3 separate regions of the Mus musculus genome follow, and regions 2 and 3 are each linked to region 1. The links are chromatin contacts, found by Hi-C or POLR2A ChIA-PET in ENCODE. All regions are on one chromosome and are shown on one strand. Each heading gives the region's core, a stretch centred on a gene start or an enhancer-like site at or near the end of the contact. The rest is flanking DNA. Distances are from core to core; before and after follow the strand shown. Region 1 has its middle 44 kb from the start of Slf2. Region 2 holds the start of Slf2 (SMC5-SMC6 complex localization factor 2). Region 3 holds the start of 1700039E22Rik (RIKEN cDNA 1700039E22 gene).

Evidence for each region. Hi-C counts contacts between places; a loop is a spot of excess contacts on that map. ChIA-PET counts read pairs that join two places held with the same protein, here RNA polymerase II (POLR2A).
Region 2: POLR2A ChIA-PET joins it to region 1 with 19 read pairs in Patski. The contact joins the promoter of Slf2 here to the enhancer-like site in region 1. A Hi-C loop is called at or near these places in 1 of 37 maps with a recorded cell type or tissue (Patski). POLR2A ChIA-PET finds 5 or more read pairs at or near these places in 3 of 5 experiments (Patski and embryonic stem cell).
Region 3: POLR2A ChIA-PET joins it to region 1 with 19 read pairs in Patski. The contact joins the promoter of 1700039E22Rik here to the enhancer-like site in region 1. A Hi-C loop is called at or near these places in 1 of 37 maps with a recorded cell type or tissue (left cerebral cortex). POLR2A ChIA-PET finds 5 or more read pairs at or near these places in 1 of 5 experiments (Patski).

Annotation. Positions count from the first base shown.
Region 1 is chr19:44,885,290-44,888,655 of GRCm38, forward strand. No RefSeq gene overlaps it. Among named protein-coding and RNA genes, the nearest start is that of Slf2, 44 kb to the right of the region's middle. Within about 2 kb of position 1,307, at least 1 of the 3 ENCODE cell types and tissues checked has a DNase peak (open chromatin) inside an H3K27ac peak, as active enhancers do.
Region 2 is chr19:44,929,815-44,932,874 of GRCm38, forward strand. Slf2 (SMC5-SMC6 complex localization factor 2) reads left to right here and starts at 1,305. Exons shown (of 20, transcript NM_001081225.2): 1 at 1,305-1,636. The coding sequence starts at 1,497.
Region 3 is chr19:44,834,475-44,837,501 of GRCm38, forward strand. 1700039E22Rik (RIKEN cDNA 1700039E22 gene) reads right to left here and starts at 1,464. Exons shown (of 3, transcript NR_045315.1): 1 at 1,017-1,464. Pax2 (paired box 2) reads left to right here. Exons shown (of 10, transcript NM_001368747.1): 9 at 917-1,003; 10 at 1,496-3,027. The coding sequence ends at 1,617.

The DNA.
Region 1 (3,366 bases), core at 57-2,556:
CCTCCTGAAGCAGAAGTTTGGAATAAACATGGGCAGTTGGTCCCAGAAAGTCCTTAGTAAGCTGGGGAAACAAGAAAGGAACATGGAGGGAGACTCAAACAGTCCCCGGGGAGGTCTGGGGTGGGCTTGGAGGTTGGGGTGGGTGGTCTCAGGTCCCTCCTGAGTGCCATGCCTGATTCCACTTTGAGGGACCAGATGGGGAGATGGCTATTTCTCTTTGTACCCTGCTATATGAAATATGTGGTGGACATTGTGCAAAGCCTCTGACTGTGTGTGCTGTAGGATATGGACCTGGGCAATCTTGTATAAAAGTGCACGTGTGTGCATGCACATCTGAGTGACTGTTAGTGTGTAGAAGAGAGGTTTGAGTGTTTGGAATGAAACATGAAGTCAATTTGCACGCTAGTGTGTGTCTCTTCTGGGGGTGCTGCTCTGGGAGGATCGGGGCCACGTGTTTAAGCAGAAGGTATCTGTGTTTGAAGGTGAATACGTGTGCTGTCAGCTGTCAGTCGTCCATACGTTGGAGTGTGTCAGAGATGGGGAGGGCAGAGGACCGACCGCCCTCCCCAGGGTCTTCCAAGCTCCTGGCTCGACTTGTGCCAGGCCATTTGGGGAGCGCCCGTGCTTTATGGTGCGCGGGTGAAAAATGGAAATGCTAATAAGTAAGTCGTTAAGTTGTCTTGCAAAAATGTTAGATGATAAATTGGGTAATGTTATTGTTGAAATGAAATATGTAAAATAAATGAGTTATTTATTTCTAATAAATATTTTGTTTACGATATATTTGTAGGGATGTTAATTATTTTCCCCCTCAATCGGGGCAACTTATAAATTCTAATAAAGTGCAGGCTGTGAGAACATCGAGGGTAGTGTTGGCTCCTCCAGGCCGGGCTGCTCCTTTGATGGATGTCATCAGGAGTCTCCGATGTCCCCAGCTCCACAAAAACATAAGAGGAAACCAAAAAAGGAAGCCAGACTAGGTAAAGAACTCCTGTGAACCAGCACTTGGTGGCTGAGGCAGGAGAATAGTGAGTTTTTAAAAGACTGTCTATGCTACATAACAAAACTTACTTTGTCTCAAAAAAAAAAAAACCAAAAAAAAAAACAAACAAAAAAAAAAAACAAAAAAAAACGAAGGCGAAGTGGGTGAAAGAACAAGAGAAAAGGAGAGAGAGAAGCAAGCCAGGGAAGAAGATACACAGAGAGGGTCATGATGAGCCGATTAAATATCCCTAGGCTAGGTCCTGCTCCTTAGCTAGCTAGCTGATTGGACTCCTGGCTGTTCCGTTAGCATGGGAACAAGAGTCCTGCAAACAGCCATAAATAGCAACAGAAATCAAAAGGTAATCCATGTCACCTACATCTGTCAACAGCACTGAGCACTCACAGTAGACTGGGTGCCCTCAGTGACCCCCACTCTTCCCTGTCCCTGTTGGGGATGCCCAGAGAGGCAGACACTCCATCTGCCACTGTTTTTAGATTCCCCACCCTCTTCCCAATTAAACTTTCTCTTGTCTTCCTTCAAGGAAACCTACCCTCCCTCCCCTTGGTCCCACCTCTCTCCGCCAGCCCTTTTCTTTCCACCCCTTCCCCCAATGCAGGGCTGTCTAGGACCAAGGGTGTCAGTGGCTTTTTCAGAGGTAATCCTTGCTGAGCCCCTTGGAGAGCAATCTGACCAGAAAGCAAGCAAGGCCCGGGCCTGGCCCCTAAGGCTGGCCCTTGGGGTTGAGGGTGGGGGTGCACATTCTCCTTCAGAACAAGCTGGTCCCTGCAGGCATTATCTCCCTGTGCGTAATAAAACTGCTGAGGCAGGACCACCTGGTGGGCAGGGACAGGCAGCACAGGGACCTGCTGGAAGACTGTTCTGTCCCTGCCCTGGGGGCAGCCAGCTTTCCCTCCAGTCTGCTCACCCAGCTCCTGGGGCTCTACAGTAGGTTCCCACGATGAGCCTCCAGGCTGACCAGATAAAGGACTCAACCACCTCCACCTCGAATGCATTCCTCAAGATGTTCCCGAGCGAGCGAGCGAGCGAGCCTTCTTTAAAGTAGGGCTGAGGATTCATGCTTCCCCCAGACTGGAGTCCCTAATGTCTGTCAGAAAGGGAGACCTGTAGCTCTCTGTCCACCTACCTCTGCCCACCCTGCCCCCCATAAGCCTCTGCACCTGCTCTAAAAACAGTATCCCTGTCCATAGGCATAGCCTGTGTACATGTATGCACACATGCAAATGTGTGTTCCAGAGGCCAGATTTATGGGAAGGTAGAGAGACCTGTGACCTTGACTAAGATGAGGGGAAATAACATCAGTCAACAGACACGGGTCACACGCACGGCCACATTCACAACTTCCACAGAGACACAAGAGACACGCTTGTACACAACACAGCCTTGTGAGTACCGGGGAGTACTGGTGTTGTACGAATCCAGCCACAATGCCCCAGTCAGGTGTACCCAAAGTCCTTGTGGATGAACTCGAATCAGGTCCAGGAGTTGAAAAGAAGGCATGACCAAACAAAAAGGATATATGAAATCATTGCCAATCCACGGAGGTAGAGGTAGGGGGTGTTGACACTGGGAGAGGGCGCCCCCTGCTGGACAGAACAGCCATGCACGCTCCCCATGCCAACCTTTCTCCCTTACTTCAACCCACTGAAAACATCTGAACACCCAGCATACAAGTCTACCACACAATGGTCGAGGTCCAAGCAGACTACTATAGCTCTAGGTTCTTTTCAAAACATGCAAAATGTTTGACCATCATTTGTTTAAACTGTATAAATAATCTACTGGGTTTTAATAGGATTTTTTTCTATGAATCAGCAACAAAGCATGAAATGTGGTATTTTCACCATGAATAGCTGGGAAATTAGTCACCTCTGTCCATGATGCTCCATGGCTGTAGACCCCCATGCCATCTTGTCCCTCCCTCCCTTCCACTTCAAGCTACACTGGGTTCTTCAGAATGCTGCCCCCTTCAGCGTCTGCCTTCCTTGGCTAACAGAAGAGGGAAATTCCAAGGAGCCCCTGACTGAGAGTAAAAGTTAGGAACCCTGTACCCCATTTCACACAGTCTCCATCTGAGTTCAGAGCTTCGAATCCTGAGTCCCGGCATAAGTTCCAGTAAAGGCTGCCCCAGGTTCCAGATAAGCAGGCAGTGTAGGGAGTGTTCGTTGGTTTAAGAAGAGAAAGATTGGTGTCCTGAACAGGAAGTGTAGCGATGTATTTGAGGAGTCCCAGGTGGCCGGTCCCCCCAAGTTCATCATCAAGGCATACCTGCCTGTCAATGAGTCCTTTGGCTTCACTGCTGAGCATTGGTCCAACACTGATGGCCAGGCCTCCACCAGTGCGTGTTTGACCACTGACAGATC
Region 2 (3,060 bases), core at 55-2,554, 45 kb after region 1:
TTGACCCTCCACCTCCGTCTCCCAAGTACTAGGATTACAATAGGATTACAAGCCTTCCCTAAAAAAAAAAAAAAAACTGGCCGGGTACTGCAGGAAATCTGAAGCCCAAAGGAAAGAGAATCTTGTATTTGTACCAATTACACGAGAGAATCTAAACCTGTTTACATTGCTGGGTTTTATTACTTAAAATTACCCAGAGAAGATGGGCAGTGGTGGCCCACGCCTTTAATCCCAGCATTTGGGAGGCAGAGACCGGCCATTTTTCTGAGTTCAAGGCCAGCCTGGTCTACAGTCAGTTCCAGGACAGCCAGGGCTATACAGAGAAACCCTGTGTGTGTGGGGGGGGGGGGGGGAAGTGGGGGGGACAAGGGAAATTACCCAGAGAAGTGAGTAACTATACCCATTCTATACACATGGGAAGTGAAGTTTTAAATTACTCTGACCAGTTCCTCGGTCTGCAAAAAAACCCAGCTGGAGAGATAGCTCAGTGGTTAAGAGTACTAGTTGCTACTTCCAGAGGTCCTGAGTTCAATTCCACCAACCCTAAGGTGGCTCACAACCTCATGCTCTATTGTCATTCAGGCATACATGCAAATTGAGCACCATATACATAAATAAAAACTTAAAGAAATCCAACCTAACAGCCTCTTCAAAGCACAAGTCCTTTACTGATAAGGAAAAGAAGTCTATGTGCTGCGACTTCATGGGGAAACCCATTAGAGACAAAACGCTTTGACAGAATAAAAATGTCTAATTCAATGACTGAGTGCTCCCCCGCCCCCTCCCTTACAAAACAAAACAAAACAAAACAAAAAAACGGAACAACTATATCACAGTATAGAAGATCCCTCACAGAACGGTCAAATCACATTATAAGAGAAGGAACAGAAAGGAAATGGTGACAGCATTTTGGCCTAAGATGCCAAAGTGACTATGAAATATTAGGGCAGCTGTAGCACAATCGTCACAAATGTTGGCCATCTTCACTACAGACAGCTGCAGGCTCGGTTTTACTTCTGCAAATCTCACCCCTAGCCCTCGATCAGGCGGCTGTCGCCAGCTGTCGTAACACCCGCCACTGCCTCTTCTTTCCCACTCCCACGCACCGGCCAAGGCCGCCGCGGCCCCGACGAGGAGGCGCGCGCCCCAGGCGCACGTGACGGGCCCGGGGAGGGCAGTTTTCAATCTCCCCTCCCCCTTCCAAAAAACCCGCCCTCTCCCGGCAGGCGGAGGCTTTCTATTGCGCTACCACCAGAGTGACCCTCAGGTCAGCCAATCGCGACGCGGCACCTCAAGAAAGGCCCGCCCCCTGATGGTCCTCAGGTTCCTTCCCGCTCACACCGGAGTCACTTCCGAAGAGAGAACCGCCATGAAGAGAGTAGGGGGTGCCGCCCACCTCTGCACCGACAGCCTCCCCGAGTCCCAGCAGCAAGACGGCAACCACGCACCCAGCTTCTCCAGCCACAGCTCATGCCGCCGTCGCCAGCGGCGCCGACATGACAAGGCGCTGCATGCCCGCTAGGCCAGGTTTCCCCTCATCCCCAGCCCCGGGGTCGTCGCCCCCGCGCTGCCATCTGAGACCCGGTAGTACCGCCCCTGCTGCAGCGGGAAAAAGAACAGAGAGTCCTGGGGACAGGTACAGTGCAGAGGGCTTGAGAAGGGGCCGGGTCGCGGGGGCACGGGTATAGGGGAGGACTACGGACGGCTGCTCTTCAGTTCCCGCCATCCTCAGCGAGCTCAGGCCTTGATGTTCTGGGGCCTGCAAGCCCTCGCCCCGCCTCCGCGCGGGGGCTTCTGGGAGTTGAAGTCTCCTTTTCTGTAGTTGAGGTGTTGCTTTTGGTCTAGTGACCACCAGCCTAGATGGCTGCGGAGAGCCCGCTTTAGGTAGAAGGTTGTTTTTCTCCTTTTCGAGCGCTTGCCCTGGGGCCCTCCCTTCTCGAAGCCTCTATTTAGATCGTTCTGATCCTGGTGGTTTCTTGAGTTTAATTATGTAAGATGTGATAAGGAAAACCCACGAATTACTTAATAGTACAGTGTACACGACCATTCATACTAAAAACATTTTTGGAATGCGCCTGTTTTCTCTTTGAGTGACTTTCTCCCTCACCAACAGACCTTTCTTTTTCTATTTCCTTTTTCTTCCTTTCTTTTTTTATATGGTAAGGATTTTCTGGGAGCTATGTAATGATGGAGAATTTCATCATATGACATCCTCTGACAATAAAACATTCAAATTATCTACGAACTTGGTACTGTCTTTTTTTTTTTTTTTTTAAGAATTGGTAACAGACGTTTTAAGTTTATGCTTTAATATTGTAGCACAGATTCACAATCCTTTATCTTAATTCTGAAGGACAGAAGGCTGTGAAAAACAACTATTTTCATTGCTTCCTACCACAGCCGCCTTGGCAGCCAAGCCAGGTTGATCAGAGCTAATATAAGGTTTGTGGGTGGTACTGAGTGTGAGTGTTGATAAGCTTTGCTGGAGAAATAGTAATATTTTGGCTACAGGTTGCAGCGCCAGATCCTGCTGGGGGCTGCACATAATACATTCAAGTTATTTCCCCTCCAAAATCCAATAAATTGAGAATTCTAACACGTTTGGTTCCAGCACTTTCAGATTAAAGGCTTGTAAAACTGTCATAATTTTTTTTAACCAGTTATACATAAGTAATGGATATTTCTGTGTGCTTGAACTTAGGAAACAATTATTTTACCTCTACAGAGTTCGTTTATAGTTTCATGGTTTACCAAAAGTCATTTTTCCATTCAGGTGTATTGGAGAGTAGTATTAGATTTAATACTTTAGGGGAAGGGTATGATGTTAATTTTTAGTAAAAATATAAGTATATCTTGGTTTTAATTTGCTGCTTCTGGGTTCTTTTGCACCTCTCCACTGCCAGAAATAGGCACATCATGTGTCTTCACTAGTATTTCTTCCTTTACTCAGTGGTAGAGTTAATTTACCTAATGTAATTGACTTTCTGTAAACAAATGCATGTATTCTCCCATAACCTGTCACTCATCATTTAGGTTCTCTCAACATACTGGTGGAGTCTA
Region 3 (3,027 bases), core at 214-2,713, 51 kb before region 1:
TTCATTAGCGATGGGGAAGGAGATAGCTCAGTTCCTCTTGGTCACAGTTGAGCTCAGAAGCTCATTATCCTGCTGCACGCATGCTTTCCCTCCTCGTCAATAAACAGGCTTTCCAGTGGCTGCATCCCCCACCCCCACCCAGCTCCTTCTTGGAGTGGGGCCCCTTCTCCTCTACTTAACCCGCGGTTAGGGATCACTGTAAACAGTCTGGGGTCATCACACAGGAGAAAGGGCCAGGGGGGAAACCCATAGGCCTGGCCTTTCTCCTCCTGGAGGGAGGGAGGTAGCTCCCGAAGGCTCCCAACCCACTGTGCCCTCCACTGCTCACTGCTCCTGAGCCTGCGAGCAGTCCAGTGGATTCCCGCAGTTCACTTCCCCAGTTACGTGGCCCTTGTACTGAACCTCAGGAGGGAAAAGTGGGAGGGGTTATTTCCCAGGAGGGCACCACCACTACCACCTGCCTAGCTTTGGCACAGCTCTGAGATGCCATTCTTAGGGCTTTCTGGGACAAAGTGTCCCAGGGGCCTTCCTGCTCCACCTTCCCCCTCTCTCATGCTGTAGAATCCCTAAAGCCAGTGTCCACTGTAAAAGCTCTCAGCTCCCAATTTACTTAAGTGGGAGCAGCCAGACCAAGACCAAACCCTTCCTGGGCAGCGATCTCTTGCAGGAGAGCCCAGGCACAAACCCGCCCACAGATTCCCTCCATGCCTAGGTGTGCAGGGATCTGGCTGCTACTTGTCTATGGTGGCTGTCCCCATGCAGAGCTCGGAGTGTGTGGATTACCTGGCCTCTGGCCTGCTCCCAGGGGCCCTATCCCTGCTTGAAACACCCAAGACTGGGACTAGTGAGGACAGGACAGAAGAGGCCAACTGGACACGTTGAACGCCTCTAATTCCAGTTCCCCGCCCTCCCACAGGGAGCGAGTTCTCAGGCAACCCATACAGCCATCCCCAGTACACCGCCTACAATGAGGCTTGGAGATTCAGCAACCCCGCCTTACTAAGTGAGTACGCCACCTGGCAGGCCGGCGGCTCCCAAGGTCGCCTACCCGCTCGCCAGCTCGGGCGCGCAGGCTGCTTCGGGATACGGATCCCACTCAGGACCACCCCAATTCTGGGTACCCGGATGGGCCAGGGAGACAGGCCCATTAGAGCAGCGCCGGGTCCTGGGGATACCACCAGGACGCCTGCGCCTCCAGCCTCTTCCCTCCCCTACCTCTTGATCACTGGAGGGCTCTTAGCCAACAGTGGCCGTCGGACCCCTTGGGGGATCCGCAGCCGGGTGTCACCTGTCCTGTCCCTCTCCCGCCCTGTGGATGCAGCACTACTCCTGGGCATCTGGCCTCGGGGCCGAGCCACAGTCCTCCAGGCCTGATCCCGCTGGACCCGGGGAGGGCTTTTCTTTGCTTTTCTTTCCTTTTTTGTTCTCCTGTTTGTCCTCTCACCCAGCCCATTCTTCTCCTGTGTTAACTTCCAGGTTCCCCTTATTATTATAGTGCCGCCCCCCGGGGCTCCGCCCCTGCCGCTGCTGCCGCTGCCTATGACCGCCACTAGTTACCGCGGGGACCACATCAAGCTTCAGGCAGACAGCTTCGGCCTCCACATCGTCCCCGTCTGACCGCCCACCCCAGAGGGAGGGAGGACCGAAGCGACGCGCTGCCTCTCGGCCACCGTCCCTGTCCCACCCCCACCTCGAGACATCCTCCCCCAAGCCCCGCAGCCCTTCTCATCACCCTGTCGATGGCCAGACAGGACAGGTGGAGCCGCGGGTGGGACCCTCAGGCCCCAGCCCCGCCCGTCGCCCCTCCCCGCCTGCCTGGACCGCGGCGCCGTCCGGAAGCCCGCCCGCCTCTGGCCCGCGCGCCGTTTCTGTGACACACAATCAGCGTGGCCCACCCAGGGGCAGCCCACTTCGGACGCCCGGGAGTCGGGAGGCTTCGCTGGAGAAGCTGAGCAAGGGAAGCTAAGGAAAGGACTTTGTGCTGAAGGAGGAGCCGCCGGGGAGACCCTAGGGGGGAAATCCTGCCCCATCCCCCCTGTGCCTGCCAAGCTGACCCCGCCTTCTGTCTGCGCCCCGCCCCAGACGGTGGCACTGGGACGCAAGGGTCGGACTCGAGGGACAGCGTTTGGGGCGACAGCGTTTTCCAAGGCTGGTACCCAAGGCGAGCAGACGCCAACTGAGCTCATCCACCTGAACTGCCTAGTTCCCTTGGGCCTGCGATCTCCTTCTGCAGTGACTCTCCTCTCGGCCCCGCCTTGCCCTTACGTCAGCGCCTCTTCCACCTGCTGGCCTCTCACTTTTCCCTCCTGTGCTTCCTCGGCTCATCCCACGACACCTTGTGTTTGGTCCCAAGCACGCAGCCACGTCGGGGCCACCGCGGGAACCGTGTCCTCAGGCTGCGGCTGCGAGCATTGATCTTTTCCCATCAGTAATGCGCTGCCCACCCCCACCCTCCCATCCCAAACTCCCAACCTGCGGGCGCAAAAAGCCTGGAAGGAACTGACGACCGAGCCGCCCCAGATGAAAATCCGGGTCTCCCCGCCCCATTCCCCCCAAGCACCCCCTCCCCAGCCTTCCCTTGGGCAGGAGCTGAACAGAGCCTCAAAAAAAAAAAAAAGTCTACACTTATTTAATATGATGATGGTCTTTGCAAAAATGAACAAACAAAAACCCAACAGGCTGCTTTATAGAAAGACGGTGTGTGCTGTCGAGGCGAACCTCTCTCTGTACATAGCCCCTCCCTCTCTGCCCCGCCCCTCCGGGTACCATAGAGTCCCTGTCCTCCCGCCCCCCCCCCGCCCCCCTGCCTGTAGATACACCCTTCTGTCCGTGCTGTGAGAGTCGCCGCTCGCTGGGGGGAGGGAGGGGGGACACAGCTACATGCCCACTAAAGCACAGCACGTCCTGGGGGAGGGGGGCATTTTTTTACGTTACAAAAAAAAATTATGAAAGAAATCTCTATGCAAAATGACGAACATGGTCCCGTGGACACCTCTCGCCTGTTTTGTTGACTGTTTCTCTGTAATT